Linked DNA regions of Homo sapiens: region 1 is linked to region 2. Evidence: chromatin loops called from intact Hi-C (ENCODE). Cell type or tissue: PC-9. All regions are shown on one strand.

What was found. A loop is a pair of places that touch in the nucleus more often than their neighbours do. Peaks named below come from ENCODE experiments on the same cell type or tissue, not always from the same donor. Only the 100,000 strongest peaks of a DNase experiment are listed, where the experiment ranks them.
Region 1: it touches region 2 in a loop (5-fold over the local background); 2 of 110 quality-filtered maps call a loop at or near these places.

What each region holds. Positions count from the first base shown.
Region 1 is chr7:98,114,883-98,122,882 of GRCh38, reverse strand. The region is part of intron 1 of LMTK2 (lemur tyrosine kinase 2); the gene reads right to left. Among named protein-coding and RNA genes, the nearest start is that of LMTK2, 12 kb to the right of the region's middle. In PC-9, no CTCF peak of the experiment used is centred here; DNase peaks (open chromatin) are centred at 3,452 and 5,762; H3K4me3 peaks cover 1,852 bases; H3K27ac peaks cover 5,767 bases.
Region 2 is chr7:98,349,113-98,357,112 of GRCh38, reverse strand. BAIAP2L1 (BAR/IMD domain containing adaptor protein 2 like 1) reads left to right here. Exons shown (of 14, transcript NM_018842.5): 3 at 1,985-2,071. Among named protein-coding and RNA genes, the nearest start is that of BAIAP2L1, 48 kb to the left of the region's middle. In PC-9, no CTCF peak of the experiment used is centred here; DNase peaks (open chromatin) are centred at 1,952, 2,382 and 4,292; H3K4me3 peaks cover 1,893 bases; H3K27ac peaks cover 7,393 bases.

The DNA of each region.
Region 1 (8,000 bases), 230 kb after region 2:
AGGCAACAGGGAGGCATACTACCATGGAAGGCAGAGGAGAAAAGCATGTTTAAAAGTGTTATGCAGGCCAGGCACAGTGGCTCAGCCTGTAAGCCCAGCACTTTGGGAAGGGACACCCCAGCCTAGGGGACAGAGTGAGATCCAGTTATATATATACACACACACACACACACACACACACACACACACACACACACACACACACCATGTAGAGTTATTCACTGAACTGTTATTTATTATATAAGCTGACAGCAAGGGTCCAGGAGCAGGAGACAAAGAGGACATAAGTGAGGGATGCTGCAGCTGCCAGGAAAGGGTGGGATGAGAGGCATGGGTCACAATGCCTTGTTTTAAAGAGCTGAGAGAAAGAAGAGGAGAAAAATGACATTTGTTGACTGTTCCACACGCTTTTTAAAATACCTGTCCGTGACTCTTGAAAGGATATACAAAATATCCGCCAATGAGCATTATTCTTGGGACCTACAGCAGTTGCGGATTCCTAAAACCATCCAGGGTTGGAGGAGGGTGAGAACTGGGAAACTGCCTATGGGGTACTATGCTGATTGCCTGGGTGACAAAATTATCTATACACCAAATCCCCACGACATGCAATTTACCCACGTGACAAACCTGCACATGCACCCCCCGAAACAAAAACGAAAGTTGGAAAGGAAAAAAAAAGGAGTCCAGACCTCCACAAAAGCATATAAATCAATGGTGGTGTTTAAAGTATCTTTCATGTTTACAAATGAATGCTTACAAGTTTATGATTACACTTCTTAAAAGTCAGAAACATTTTTATTACCTTTAATTAAATGGTATAATGTCATCTCATAGGTAGAAACTAAATAGTTGTTTTTACAATTTTTTTTTTAACCCGAGACACGGTCTCGACAGTCCGGCTCTGTCGCCCAGGCTGGAGTGCAGAGGTGCGAACACAGCCTAGACCTCTCAGGCTCAAGTGATCCTCCCACCTCAGCCTCTTGAGTAGCTGTAACCACAGGTGCACACCACCACACCCAGCTAATTTTTTTAAAAAATTTTTGTAGCGTCGAGGTCTTGCCATGTTGCCCAGGCTGGTCTCGAACTCCTGGCCTCAAGCGATCCAGCCGCCTCAGCCTCCCAAAGTGCTGGGATTACAGCCCTGAGCCACCATGCCCGGCACAAATTTAAAAACAATATGAATGTGATTTTTTTCAGCCTAATTATGGAAGCTAGCACTTTGGTTTCCTAATTTTCTTTTTTTTTTTTGAGATGGAGTCTGGCTCTGTGCCAGGCTGGAATGCAGTGGCGCAATCTCGGCTCACTGCAACCTCCACCCTCCTGGGTTCAAGCGATTCCTCTGCCTCAGCCTCCCGAGTTGCTGGGACTAAAGGTGCACACCACCATGCCAGGCTAATTTTTTTTTTTTGTATTTTAGTAGAAACAAGGTTTCACCATGTTGGCCAGGATGGTCTTGATCTCCTAACCTCATGATCCACCTGCCTTGGCCTCCCAAAGTGCTGGGATTACAGGAGTGAGCCACCACGCCAGGCTTGGTTTCCTAATTTTCAATATGGCATTTTCTTTAGTACTTCAAGAGGCAATCTTATGATTCGTAGTTTAACATTTCACCCCAGTACTTTCAGAGAATATACAGAAATCAATATCCAGAGAAGTGGCTGGAGTTGGGTCTCCGTGTGTGCATGCGCATCGCACTACAGAGGTTCTTTAAAGCACAATGCGGTTCACCAGGGTGAACGGGTGGCCTGGACCTTAGGACCCTCACTCTTGAATCGGACCTGCCCCTAACTGGCGGTGTGAGACTGACTGCATCTGTAAAACTGGCATTTCAACTCTAAAATTCTACAGACTAGGATTTACGGTCCCAACATTTTCTAAGTCTACCGGGTGCCTATACGGTTAATGTTGGTGATCAGCTCTTTATTAAAGTGAATTTTCTTTTCAATACAGAAAACTAAGTTAGATGACAGATTCCCGAATTGTACTGCTGTGGCAGGCCTCTGGGAGAGTGTTCCCAGGGGGCTATTTTGGTAAGTTGGTTATTTTTCAGTGCCTTACCAGCAATCAGTGTCAGGGTGTTGCATTTTAATAACAGTCTGAGGTAAGAGTCAAGTGGGGCTCTGCTCAGTAACTGACAGGCTGGATCCGGGGAAGCAACCGCTGCTGCCTAGATAGGGAACCCTTCTACAGGGGCAAATTGCCAGGAAAGAATGGGGACAGGATATTTTTTCCTCTTGAAAGGGGCACAAGTTTAATTTATTGAGGGTTCTGAGAAGAATCTGCGATGAGAAAAATACTTTAAACTTAAATTTAGTGGCTAATCTGAGAGGCCACCAATAGATCACAACACTTTAGTTTTGCAGTAAAAAGCTGCAACTACAAAATTTTATAATTACTAGTTGGTTAAAACAGATATTTTAAATGTGCAAAATGATTGCAAACTTCTCCTCCTTTATCTTCTAAGTCCAAGATGTCTTGGGGATTTACTTCCTATAATTAAAGGTTGCAATTATACCATGTCAAACTCAAGTCCCTTCCTCAGTCTAGCAAAAACAGGGAAAACAAAGTTTGGGGATGGACTGAGAATATGAGCCTGAAGGGGGAAAAAAAAATAAGCCTTTTAAAATTATAGTGGTTTCACTTTTAAATAAGAGCAGCTCCTCTCTCAAAAACCGCTATCATAGATGTAACTAAATTCTTTTCTCCCACCCAAGGCATACATGTTGTCAAAAAATAGTCTGTACTAATACAAGAGCCTATGGTGTTCTTCATCAAACCCGACTGATGATTATACAATCATTATAATGTAGCAGCTTCAGAGACAGTTTACTTTTTTTAGCTCATCATAAGAAAATTTTGTACAGATCAATCATCCACAGCAAATATATCAAAATATAACAACAAACAGCTTTTAAAAAAAAGTACCTATCAAAAAATATGAAATAGGCTACAAATCCTAGGCTACACCTAAATGAGTTAGCTTAGAAAAATAAACTTTTTAAAAGCAAGATGCTAACAACATATTATCCTAGCAAAACAAAACACCCTGCAAGTTACCGTATAGATTACGAATCAGGGGTTCTCACGTTACAGCACACCCATTTATCACCAAGGGAATTAAGAATGTCACGGTTTTATACCTGCTCTCAAAATTTCCCTACGAGTCACCTGCCACCCTGACTCTAGCTGCAGTGAGCTGAGGCCTGGTGGTCCAGGACTGGCACCAAGATTCTCAGCTCACGGTACCAGCATCTGATTGTCGGACTACCTGCTGTTTTCCCTGATATTTATACATGATATTCGTAAAATGTAAAGAAGCTATTATTCATACAGACATCTAGAGAAGGAGTGAAGTTTTTAAAAAAATAAAAAAATACTTATTTCAAGCTTTAGCTGTGTTCTGCCCCGGAGTGCTTGAATTCCTTTGTGGTGATGGCATATGTACTCACAGGGAGATATTTACACGTGGTGCTCAGGATGAGTGAGCTCTTCAGATTTCAGGTGTTGGCATTCATTTTAAAATCTCAAGTTTTTAATCAAATGGAATGTTTTCCTCCTTTCCTTGATTCTCACTAGTTACACAAGTCAACAGATTTCCAGTAAATAACTGGTATTATTTTGTACGTAGTAGAAGATGAAATATGTGTGTTGTGGCAGTGAGGGGATGAGGGGAGAAATAACCAGAAAACTATTATAAATGCAGGATTCCAGCCCAGCCTTCAGCATTTTGATTCAGCTGGTTAGTTTGGGACCCAGAAATCTGCATTTCTTTTTTTTTTTTTTTTTTTGAGATGGATTCTCACTCTGTCACCCAGGCGGGAGTGCAGTGGCACTATCTTGGTTCACTGCAACCTCCGCCTCCCAGGTTCAAGCGATTATCTTGCCTCAGCCTCCTGAGTAGCTGGGACTACAGGCACCCGCCACCACACCTGGCTAATTTTTTGTATTTTTAGTAGAGACGCGGTTTCACCATGTTAGCCAGGACGGTCTCGATCTCCTGACCTCATGATCTGCCTGCCTCGGTTTCCCAAAGTGTTGGGATTACAGGCATGAGCCACTGCGCCCGGCCAAAATCTGCATTTCTACAAATACCTAGGTGATCTGCACGCAAGCCATCCTGTTTTATAAAAACACACTTACTTCTTCCTGAAGCATTTTCAGCTGCACTGATCCGTCACTGAGATTTACATCAATACAACAAAGGCTAGGGCAGAGGGAAGGGTAAAGGTGAAACAAGATGAATCATGAATGAAAATACTGTGGATGCTGGGTGACGGGAACACGAGGGTCCACTATACCACTTCACTCTATTTTTCTGTATGTTTGAAATTTTCTATAATAAAAAGAAAAAAAAAGCAAAGCAAAGCTCAGTAAACAGATCAAAGCAAGTCTACAGCCCCATGCTCTTCAAGAGACTCGCCAGTAGAAATTTCATCTGAACTTTTACCAATTCAAGGAGTTGCCTATAAACCTTTTCAGCAATTCCAACACTGAAAGACCCCCCAAAATAATCCTCTCTAACTAAATTCTTAAGCCAAAGAGGTTTCGTTCATATTCTCAGAGATTAAGCTGCTCTTGGAGGAGGTAAATCGAATCTATTTTTCATATATTTATTACTCTAAAAAGAAAAATAAGATTCTGCCAATATCATTATAATGCAGTTAGTACCACAAACATGGTATTTAGAATGTTTATGGTGGTATTTAATAGTTTAAGTGACAGGGAGAAAACATGGACAGAGTCCTTCCAGCTCATCTGTCTCTAAGAGGTCCCAAAGTTGCTCTCTCCTCCCCTCCCCACAACCCCAAAGATTAGGTACAGGAAGCAGAGGATCAAAAATCTATTAAAAATGCCCAGAAGCAATGAGCAAACCCAGCACCCAGATCTTGTTTTTTTTGTTTGTTTGGTTTTTTTTGAGACAATCTCACTCTGTCACCCAGGCTGGAGTGCAGTGGTCCGATCTCGGCTCATTGCAACTTCCATCTCCTGGGTTCAAGTGATTCTCCTGCCTCAACCTCCCGAGTAGCTGGGATTACAGGCGCACACCACCACACCTGGCTAATTTTTGTATTGTTAGTAGAGACGAGGTTTTACCACGTTGGTCAGGCTAGTCTTGAACTCCTGACCTCAAGTGATCCGCCCACCTCGGCCTCCCAAAGTGCTGGGATTACAGGCATGAGCCACTGCGCCTGGCCCAGATCTTGGTTTCTCATATCACTCTCCAATCAGAGGAACCAGAGCTCCTTGAAGAAAAGGCTGATTCTAGGACTGGGGCAGGGAATATACAAGATGAACCTGTAGCTTCTTGAAATGCCAGAAAATAAGGAAATGCTTAAAAAAAAAATGAGGATATGTCAGCGGGGCACCCAGGAGCTAACTGAAAGAGCTCTCGATGGCCAAAGCTGGTACAATGTAAGAACAAATAAACAACACTGTGGAATCAACTCGAAGTATAAAATAAATATCCATGCATCCACACTGACATAAGTAAATGCTTGAATAAAGAAATAAACAGAGGATCGCATGGGCCCGGGAGTTCAAGGCTGCAGTGAGTCATGACTGTGCTACTGCACTCCAGTTTGGACTACAGAGCAAGACCTGTCAAGGAAAGGGAAGGGGAAGAGGAAGAAAAAAAGAAAAGAAGAGAATACGCGAGTCTCTTCAACAGAACTCCAAAGAATGTCTACAGACACTTCCTTGCAAAGAGGTGGAGCACAGCTTGCCACTCATTAAGTGTTGACCCTGCACTCGTACACCATGGGGAGGGGAGGACAGAGTAACTTTACAGGGTGAAAGCTGACAAACACTACTCAGCCAGGTGATCAAGTGACAAGTCATGCTGTGTGATGTTGTGTGCACACACCCTTGATGTGATGTGATGAGAATGGCACTTTAACTCTGTGGTCTTCCTCCCAGAAACCCACACCCCCAGTCTAATCGTGAGAAAAACATCAGACAAATCCCAGTTGAGGGACATTCTACAAAATATCTGACCAGTCAGTACTCCTCAAAGCTGTCCAGGTCACTCTAAACAAGGAATGGACTGGGGGAGCCCAAGGGGCATAACTACTAAATGTAATGTGGTTTCCTGGAAGAGAAAAAAAGACACTAGAGAAATATTAAAGAAACTGAACAAGCTGTGGACTTATTTAATAGCAATATATTAATACTTGTTCCTTAGTTGTGACAAATGTACTACATTAATATAGGATGTTAACAACAGGGACTGGGTAAAAGATACACAGGAACACTCTGTACTATCTTTGCAATGTTTCTGTAAATCTAAAATTGTTGTGAAAGAAAAAGGTTTTAATAAAAAAAAAACTATAAATGGCCTCATCCCAGGTGAAGGTCTGTGGCTGCATGGGAAGTCAAGTCCGCAAGAGAATGAGAGGCTTCAGCTCATACCCTCTCCTTCACACACACACACGCGGACACAAACACACACACACACGCACAAACACACGCACATGCACACACACACACACAGACACACACTGAGGTACTGGTTTGGAGAACTTAGTTCTCTAGTATCATCTTCATCATCCTCAGTTACAAATGCTGACAGAGCATCTACAACCTGTGACATACCATCCAAACACCAATCCCAAAAATGTGCTATCCCAAGGATATAAGACACGGTCCTTGCAAACTAGGTAAAGAGACAGGACTTAAACAATGATGTAGGCCGGACACTGTGGCTCACACCTATAATCCCAACACCGTGGGAGGCCGAAGCCAGAGGACTGCTTGAGGCCAGGAGTTTGAGACCAGCCTGGGCAACATGGCAACTTTACTTTTGTAGACCATCTCTACAAAAAGTAAAAATTGGCCAAGCATGGTTACATGCGCCTATAGTCCCAGCTACTCAGGAGCTGACATGGGAGGACTGCTTGAGCCTAGGAGTTCAGGGATGCAGTAAACCATGACAGTTCACTGCACTCCAGCCTGGGCAACAGAGCAAGACTTTGTCTCTTAAACAAACAAACAAAAAACCAATGATATGAAGATATAAAGTGGTATTTGGTATTTATTAAGTGCAAGTAGTAGACTGGTATGATGAAACCAAACCTTTCTTTTTTTGCTTTTTTTGAGATGGAGTCTTGCTCTGTCACTAGGCCTGGGCACAGTGGTGCGATCTCAGCTCACTGCAACCTCCGCCTCCCGGGTTCAACCTCAGCCTCCTGAGTAGCTGGGACTATAAGTGCCCGCCACCACACTCAGCTGACTTTTTAGTAGAGACGGGGTTTCACCATGTTGGCCAGGATGGTCTCAATCTCTTGACCTCGTGACCCGCCCGCCTCGGCCTCCCAAAGTGCTGAGATTACAGGTGTGAGCCACAGCACCCGGCCCAAAACCAAACCTTTCTTGATTTCAGCCAGCAGTAATTTCTCTCTCCTCTCTCCCGCCCTCCCTTCCTTCTTTTCTTTTTTTCTTCTCTTTCTTTCTTCTTTCTTTTTCTCTTTCTTTGAGTCTCGCTCTGTCGCCCAGGCTGGTGTGCAATGGCATGATCTCGGCTCACTGCAACCTCTGCCTCCTGGGTTCAAGCGACTCTCCTGCCTCAGCCTCCTGAGTAGCTGAGACTTTAGGAGTGTGCCACCATACCCAGCTAATTTTTGTGTTTTTTAGTATAGACGGGGTTTCTCCGTGTTGTCCAGGCTGGTCTTGAACTCCTGACCTCACGTGATCCACCCACCTCGACCTCCCACCGTGCTGGGATTACAGGCATGAGCCACTGTACCCAGGCAGTACATTTTATGTTCTTTCCGTCCCATGTCATTTATAAATCAAAAAATGTGTTAGTGTACCACACATTCTATACCTTAAAACATCACATAAGTTGACCTTTTAAGAGGATGAAATGAGAATAAACATCAGTTCCAATGTTTTCGTCTGGCACCCCATGAAACATCTTGCTCCACAGGTATACACTCTCAAGTTCACCAAGGGAAGGAATCTCTAAGGGCTGGGCCAGGATCAATAACTCAGTAGGGAAG
Region 2 (8,000 bases):
GAGTTCAAGACCAGCCTGGGCAACAGAGTGAGACCCCTACTCTTAAAAAAAAAAAAAAAAAAATATATATATATATATATATATATATATATTTTTTTTTTTTTTTTTTTTTTTTTTTGAGACAGGGGCCTCACTCTTGCCCACGCTGGAGTACAGTGGTACAGTTGTGGTTCACTGCAGTCTTGACCTTCTGGGCTCACGCAATTCTCCCACCTTAGCTTCCTGAGTAGCTGGGACTACTATAGGCGTGTGCCACCACCACCATGCCTGGCTAGTTTTTTTTGTTTGTTTTCAGTAGAGATATGGGGGGGTCTCCTTATGTTGCCCAGGCTGGTCTCAAACTCTTGGGCTCAAGTGATCCTCCTACCTCAGCCTCGCAAAATGCTAGGAGTACAGGTGTAAGCCACTGCACCCAGCCCCTTCAATTTTTTTTTTTTTTTTTTTTTTAATTAGCCAGGAATGGTGGCACGTGCCTGTAGTCCCAGCTACTTGGGAGGCTGAGGCAGAAGGATCCTTTGAGCCCAGGAGGTCAAGGCTGCAGTGAGCCATGATCTTGCCACTGCACTCCAGCCTGGGTGAAAGAACAAGACTCTGCCTCTAAAAAAATAAAATAAAATAAAATCCACCTTGTTAAAACAATTGCCCATTATACATTGCGGCATTGCAGCTGGTATAGCCTCTGGGATTCCCGAGGGCTCTTTTAGCTCCAAAACTGTGTGGTCTCCAAAGCTCCAGGAGAAACTGATTTCTATGTCTGAAACCAATCTTAGAGTAAAATTCCAAATAAATGCTTTTCTCCAAAATTACACTAACCAGGCTGGGTCTCTATCATACATCTTCAATACCCTCAAACCTAGATTGTAAAGTGAAAAAAGTGTATTAGCAGCTTCCATTTGTTCATCTGTCACTCACATTCTTAGGGCATTTTAAGGATGAGCAACCTTTGTTTCAGAAAGGGTAAGTAATTTGCCCCTGGAGGTTACATAGTTATAATTTAGTCTTCAGAATCAGTTCGAAGGGGGCAGTACTATTTTTAAGATAATTAGAACCCACCTTGTAGCAATAAAAGTTTTCTTGTCTTTGCCAAAAAAGAAAAAGTAGAGCATTCAGTTATTTTTTCAGACAATTGTGTTGCTTTTTGGAATGATAATATATTTCAAATTTCATATATTCTCTCCTGGCAACAAATAGGTTGGTTGGTTGTGGCTCAAAATGCCTTTTTCAATAGAAAAATTAAGCACTGCCATCAAAGGACCAGGCTCCTAGTCCACCTCACACAACTCCTAACTAAGAATGTTGCAGACCTGGAGTGCTGGAGAAGAACTAGCTCAGAAAAGATTTCTGGCTGGAGAGGATGTATCTTCTTTTTTTATATTTATTTTTGAGACAATATCTGGCTGTGTCACCCAGAGTAGAATGCAGTGTCATGATCTCGGCTCACTTGCAACCTCCGCCTCCTGGGCTCAAGCGATCCTCTCACCTCAGCCTCCCAAGTAGCTGGGACTGCAGGCACACTCCACCATGCCTGGCTAATTTATGTATTTTTTTTTTTTTTTGTAGAGGCGGGGTTTTACCATGTTGCCCAGGCTGGTCTCAAACTCCTCCCACCTCAGCCTCCCAAAGGGCTGGGATTACAGGTGTGAGCCACCGTGCCCAGGCAAAGCCCTAGTTCAACGTTAGGAACGCATCCACTCTGAAACTGGCATCAGGAGCAAGCTGAGCCTTCTCTGGACTTTCAGCACCTGCTGCTGAAGGTTCCCCGGGGCTGGTCAGAGACGAGGATCTCATGGGGCTGTCCCTTGGCTGGAGGGCCTCCACCCCGGCACCACTCTCAACACAGGTCTTACCTCCTGAGAGCCACACCTGCCACAGCCCAAACCTTCCTGCAGCCAGAAGGGACCAGGGGGTGTTTGGAAGAAAACTTGTGTTGCTTCCTCCTTTCCTTGTCTAAGTGACGATTTTGTGTGTCACCTTTTGTGTCTAGCTATGATCCTGGCAGGAAAAGCCTACTACGATGGAGTGGCCAAGATCGGTGAGATTGCCACTGGGTCCCCCGTGTCAACTGAACTGGGTGAGCGATCTGTCCCTTTATACATAAACCCCACTTGTCATCCTGTGAACCCCAAGAGAAACGCGTGGGATGGCCCAGTCCAGAACAGAGGAGAGATCTGGGCCAGCATGCTGTGGTTCTACTTCACCGCGGTCTGTGGAAATTGATGCTTAGTCGTAGGGTGGGCTGGGACTGGTGCCGGAGGGCGAGTGGAGGCCTTGTTTTCTGGCCAGCCTCCCTGTTCTCCTAGGAACTTGAGCTTTTGCCCTGGGTGCCTGGGCTCTCACCCTTCCCGCTGGGAGTTTGACCTACATTCCTGATGGGCGAGCCGGGCCTCCTGGGGCCTCGGGCTGTGGCCAGAGTGTTTCCTGTGACTCACCTAGTAGAAAATCCGACTCCTTTACATTGCTCTCTTGGCCCTTGCCTCTTCCCTGGTTGCTTTCAGCTGTGATTTTTCCGGTTCTGCTGGTATGAATCGCTCTCCTGTGCAGGCAGAGAGGGCGGTTACACCCTGGGCAGTGCCCGCTGCCGAGGGGATCTGGGCTTCTGTTTATAGAACACTTCACTGTCGGGGGTTAGGGAAAGGTGGGCTTTTAAAACGGCCCCACACAGCACTCTCATTTAAAAAACTTGTTGAATATGTTTTATTGTACAAAGGGTAAAATTTCTGGCTTAACCGGAGGAAAATCATGGTAAAGTGTGTGCGTATTTAAAGAAAAGTGCATCCATGTCCAGTTAAGAAGTAGGAAGGGGAAGCAGAGGAGTGGGGGCATCACCAAGGGAAGGTGCGGGCAAGTCACATGGTTTCTCGATGGGGTTGGCCTGAGGGTTTTTAGGATTGTTTGGGAAGCTCTTAACTGACCCATAAAAGACAGGGACAAATGAGAGGCCTGACAGTGGAGTTGAGGAGCTGGGCTGTTGGGTGCAGAGGCGATCTGGGTCCTCACAGTCTCCGTATAAAGCCATAGGCACACGGTAGACCATATGCTGGAAGTGATGCCTTGTTAGTGAATAAGTCAGTACTGCGAGAAAGCGATCTATGTATTTTTTAATTTTTTATTTTATTTTATTTTATTTTATTTTATTTTATTTTATTTTATTGAGACAGAGTCTTGCTCTGTCACCCAGGCTGGAGTGCAGTGGCACGATCTCGGCTCACTGCAACCTCTGCTGCCCAGGTTCAAGCAATTCTCCTGCCTCAGCCTCCTAAGTAGCTGAGACTACAGATGCCCGCCACCACGCCTGGCTAATTTTTTTGTATTTTTAGTAGAGACGGGGTTTCGCCATGTTGGCCAGGCTGATCTCGAACTCCTGACCTCAGGTGATCCTCCTGCCTCAGCCTACCAAAGTACTGAGATTACAGGTGTGAGCCACCGCGCCCAGCCATAATATTATTTATATATATAAAAATATATATAATATACATATATAAATATATGTATATTATAAATATACATATAATATACATATATAAATATATATGTATTTATAATATTAATATACATATATTTATAATATAAATATATGTATATTTATAAATATATGTGTATTTATAATATAAATATATGTGTATTTATAATGTAAATATGTATATTTATAATATAAATATGTATGTATATATATTTATATATAATATAAATATATTTATAATATATATATTATGTATATTTATAATATACATAATATAAATATATGTGTATATATATAAATATATAAATATATTTATATATTTATATATATTTTAGGGGGTCTCTCTGTGTTGGCCAGGTTGGTCTTGAACTCTTGGCCTCTAGGATTCCCCCTGCCTTGGCCTCTCAAAGTGCTAGGATGACTGGCCTCACCCAGCCCAGTACTGCTATATTTAATAGACTCAGTTACATGCAGAAGTTTTCCAAAATCCTGCTTGTGCCCTGGTTGGTGCCATAATCCTGCATGTGCCAGCGAGGACTGAACTGTAGTAACTCTGTTCTAAGCACAATGAATTTAATAAAATACGGAGGCTGCCGGATGTAGACAGAAGCAGACAGCAAAACCTAGGATATTTGGGGGAGTCGTTGAGATGATTATAGGGTTCCAAAAATAGCATGAATAAAAAGAAACATCCTATTGGTGTCATGCATCAGAAAGAAAACATGTGTGACCCTTACATTAAAACATATGGTGCTCTGACTCACCACACCCAGTTTGCCTTTTTAATGTTTTATGGGTCCTGCCACTGTTTAAATAAGACTTCTGCTCCACACCTTACTTGAGTCAGTCGTGAGTTCCTAATGTTGAAACAGCTATTTCCACAGCAACGATGTTGGTATAAACAACACAGGCTTAGAACTTTCATTTCAGTGAGGAAAGTATTTTGTGATGGTGAAATTTCTTTCATGTGCATGTATATATCTATGGGGTATTTTTTGTTTTTGTTTTTTTGAGACGGAACCTCACTCCATCACCTAGGCTGGAGTGCAGTGGCGTGATCTTGGCTCCCTGCAGCCTCTGCCTCCAGGGTTCAAGCAATTCTCATGCCTCAGCCTTCTGAGCAACTGGGATTACAGGTGCCCACCACCATACCCGGCTAATTTTCATATTTTTAGTAGACACATGGTTTCACCATCTTGGCCAGGCTGGTCTCAAACTCCTGACCTCGGGTGACCCACCCGCCTACGCCTCTCAAAATGCTAGGATTACAGGTGTGTGCCACCGTGCCCAGCCACTTGTGCGTATGTATTTTATTCAGAGGGAACAGAAATAACTTTCTGTTTTATTTAGTTTCAAGCTGTCCTTTTGCTTAATACTTGCTATCTCATGTAGTTACTGGTTTTTCTTCTCGTTTCGAACAATTCCATGGTACAATGCTATCTCAGGAGGAGTTACTTCCTTGACTGGCTCCATTTTTCTTTTATTGATACAGTTCAGACTAAAAAGGCACCCCGTATCTGTTTAAATTCCCTGTATGGAAGAGTCATGGACAATTCATAGAAAAAAAAAAAGACCAAAGATAGATTGTATTTTTCTCATCTTCCAAGAAGATTTTATTGTCTAGTTACTCCGTTTTGGTATTTGGTATTCACAACTTCATCATGAAACTTTATAACTCTCATATGAGAAAACTCGAAGGGGTGTTATCACATACATGAAAATCATGAATCATTTCAAAACGTTCATTCTGTGCGCCTCGAGGGTCGGCCTCTGTGACAGCGGTGCCATTTCTGATGTCTAGCAGTGGATACTTACACTTAGCTCTCTCCTGGCATCGGCTCACTCACTGCTGTGTGAATAATGTAGGATGCTTTTGCCTAAAAGTAAAAAATAAAATACCCAATGAACAGTGAGTTAAGCAATCAGCATCTTTATTATTCCACATGAGGAGCAGCAGGTTGTCAGTTTATCATCACTAGGGACCCAGGTTCCTTCTCTCTGTCTTCTCATCCTCATACTCATTTCCTCATGGTGCCAGGATGGCTGCCACTGCCTCTCCAACCATCACATCCTCTCTCTCCCCATTGTCTCCAAAGGCAGGAAGGGGAATTTCTTCTCAGGTGTGCTGACAACCTTTGCCCCAAAGCTCCAGCACACAGCCCCTTATACCCCACGGCCCAATTTAGATCACACTCCCAGGACCCAGCTGCTAGCAAAGCTCCCCAGGCATGAGCCAAGGAACACCAGGTCAGAGAGGATGTGGCTGTTAGGAGATGGCCTGGTGACAGCCCCCACGTCGGCATCTCTGGTATTAAAGGTCTGTTTTCAACAACTTTCAGTGAAAGGGCAGGACTGATAGAAATGTTAGCGGTGCTCTGGGTGTACATGGTGCTTCCGCGTTTTTTGTGTGTCTGAGTGGAGTGATGTTTTTCTCCCTCGTGGGCTGGTGTGTGGTTTTACCAGCATGCATATACTTCAGACTTCATAATTGTGGCCGGGTACAGTGGCTCAGGCCTGTAATCCCAGCACTTTGGAAGGCCAAGGCGGGCGGATCACCCGAGGTCAGGAGTTCGAGCCTAGCCTGGCCAACATGGTGAAACCTGTCTGTACTAAAAAAAATACCAAAAAATTAGCCAGGCATGGTGGCGCATGCCTGTAATTCCAGCTACTTGAGAGGCTGATACAGGAGAATCACTTGAACCCGGGAGGCAGAGTTTGCAGTGAGCCAAGATCGCTCCACTACAGTCCAGCCTGGGCAACAGAGTGAGACTCCATCTCAAAAAAAAACAAACAAAAACTTCATAATTGCTGTTTTTCCAGGGCCCTCCCACTTTTTTCCCCCAGAAGACCACAGCCATCCTTTCCAGTCTGTTTCTATTTGGGAAGGGGAGATCTAAGCACAGAGGAAGAAATAGGGGCTGTGGGGTAGGGGGCCTTAGGGTAGCTGTAGGTTTTTTCTGCTGGTTTTGTTTTTTTATTTTTGTTTTTGTTCTTGAGACGAAGTCTCGCTCTGTCGCCCAGGCTGGAGTGCAGTGGCGCGATCTTGACTCACTGCAACCTCTGTGTCCCGGCTTCAAGCAATTCTCCTGCCTCAGCCTCCTGAGTAGCTGCGACTACAGGTGCACACCACCACGCCCAGCTAATTTTTGTATTTTTAGTAGGAGCGGTATTGTTTCACCATGTTTGCCAGGCTGGTCTCAATCTCTTGACCTCGTGATCTGCCCGCCTCAGCCTCCCAAAGTGCTGGGATTACAGGCATGAGCCACTGTGCCCAGCCTTCTGCTGTTTTGTTTTTTTTTTTAAGCCTTTGGATATCTTGTAACCATGGACTCTGGTGCATTTCCCCTGCTCATCTTTCTCGCTGCCAAGGTACCTGAATGGTCTGGTCAGCAGCCACTGACTCGTGGTTGAAAACAGGGGGAATAGAGAAAATTAAAAACCATCACCCGAGATGTGAGCACTCTAAGGCAGACGCTTTATCATCCTTGTCTTTCTTTCTAGCCTTGTTTTCCAGTCAGTATGTTCTTTTTTTTTTTCCCCCCTTTTTGAGGCAGGGTCTTACCTTGAAACCCGGGCTGTGCCATCATGGCTCATTGCAGCCTCGATCTTCTGGGCTCAAGCCATCCTCCTACCTCAGCCTCCCTTGTAGATGGGACATATGCATACACCACCATGCCTGGCGATTCTCCTGCCTTAGTCTCCCGAGTAGCTGGGATTACAGGCATGCGCCACCATGCCTGGCTAATTTTTGTACTTTCAGTAGAGATGGGGTTTCTCCATGTTGGTCAGGCTGGTCTCGAACTCCCAACCTCAGGTGATCCGCCCTGAGGTGAGACTCCATGTCAGAAAACAAACAAACAAACAAAAACTTCCCATCGGCCTCCCAAAGTGCTGGGATTACAGGCGTGAGCCACCATCCCCGGCCGTATTTTTTTTTTTTGTAGTAGAGATGGGGTTTCACCATGCTGGCCAGGCTAGTCTTGAACTCCTGACTTAAGGTAATCCACCTGCCTCGGCCTCCCAAAGTGCTGGGATTACAGGTGTGAACCACTGCACCCAGGCTGACAGGGGACTTTTCAAGAAGGGGATGAGAGGTTATCGTTAGTGTCTGAATGGCTGGCAGGTGTCATGATTAGCGGTCACAGTCCCCTTGGAAATGGTGGTTTCACTGGGGTTCCAACCATAAACGCCAGGAGTTACGGGGTAAGGATAGTGGAAATCACAGAGGCGTAGCGTGGGCGTGGCTCTTCTTAGAAGTATTGCTCCGCTCTTGTGCCGTCTTAGAAGTATTTCCCTGCCCTTGCGCCACGTGCTTCCATACAGAAACACGGGTCTCCGGATGTGTCCACCGCGTGCCGGGCACTTCTGTTGTCTCATTTCATCCTCAGTAGCCTCCTGGGTGACTTCTTCCTCAGGGGTTGCAGAGTGCAGTGTTTTTCCTCAGGGTGGCTGATAGGCCCTAAGGGTAAACGTAGCTGTCACCTTTTTCTACATGGGCCTAAGAGATAACCTCCATGGGCAACCACATTGGGTCACATGT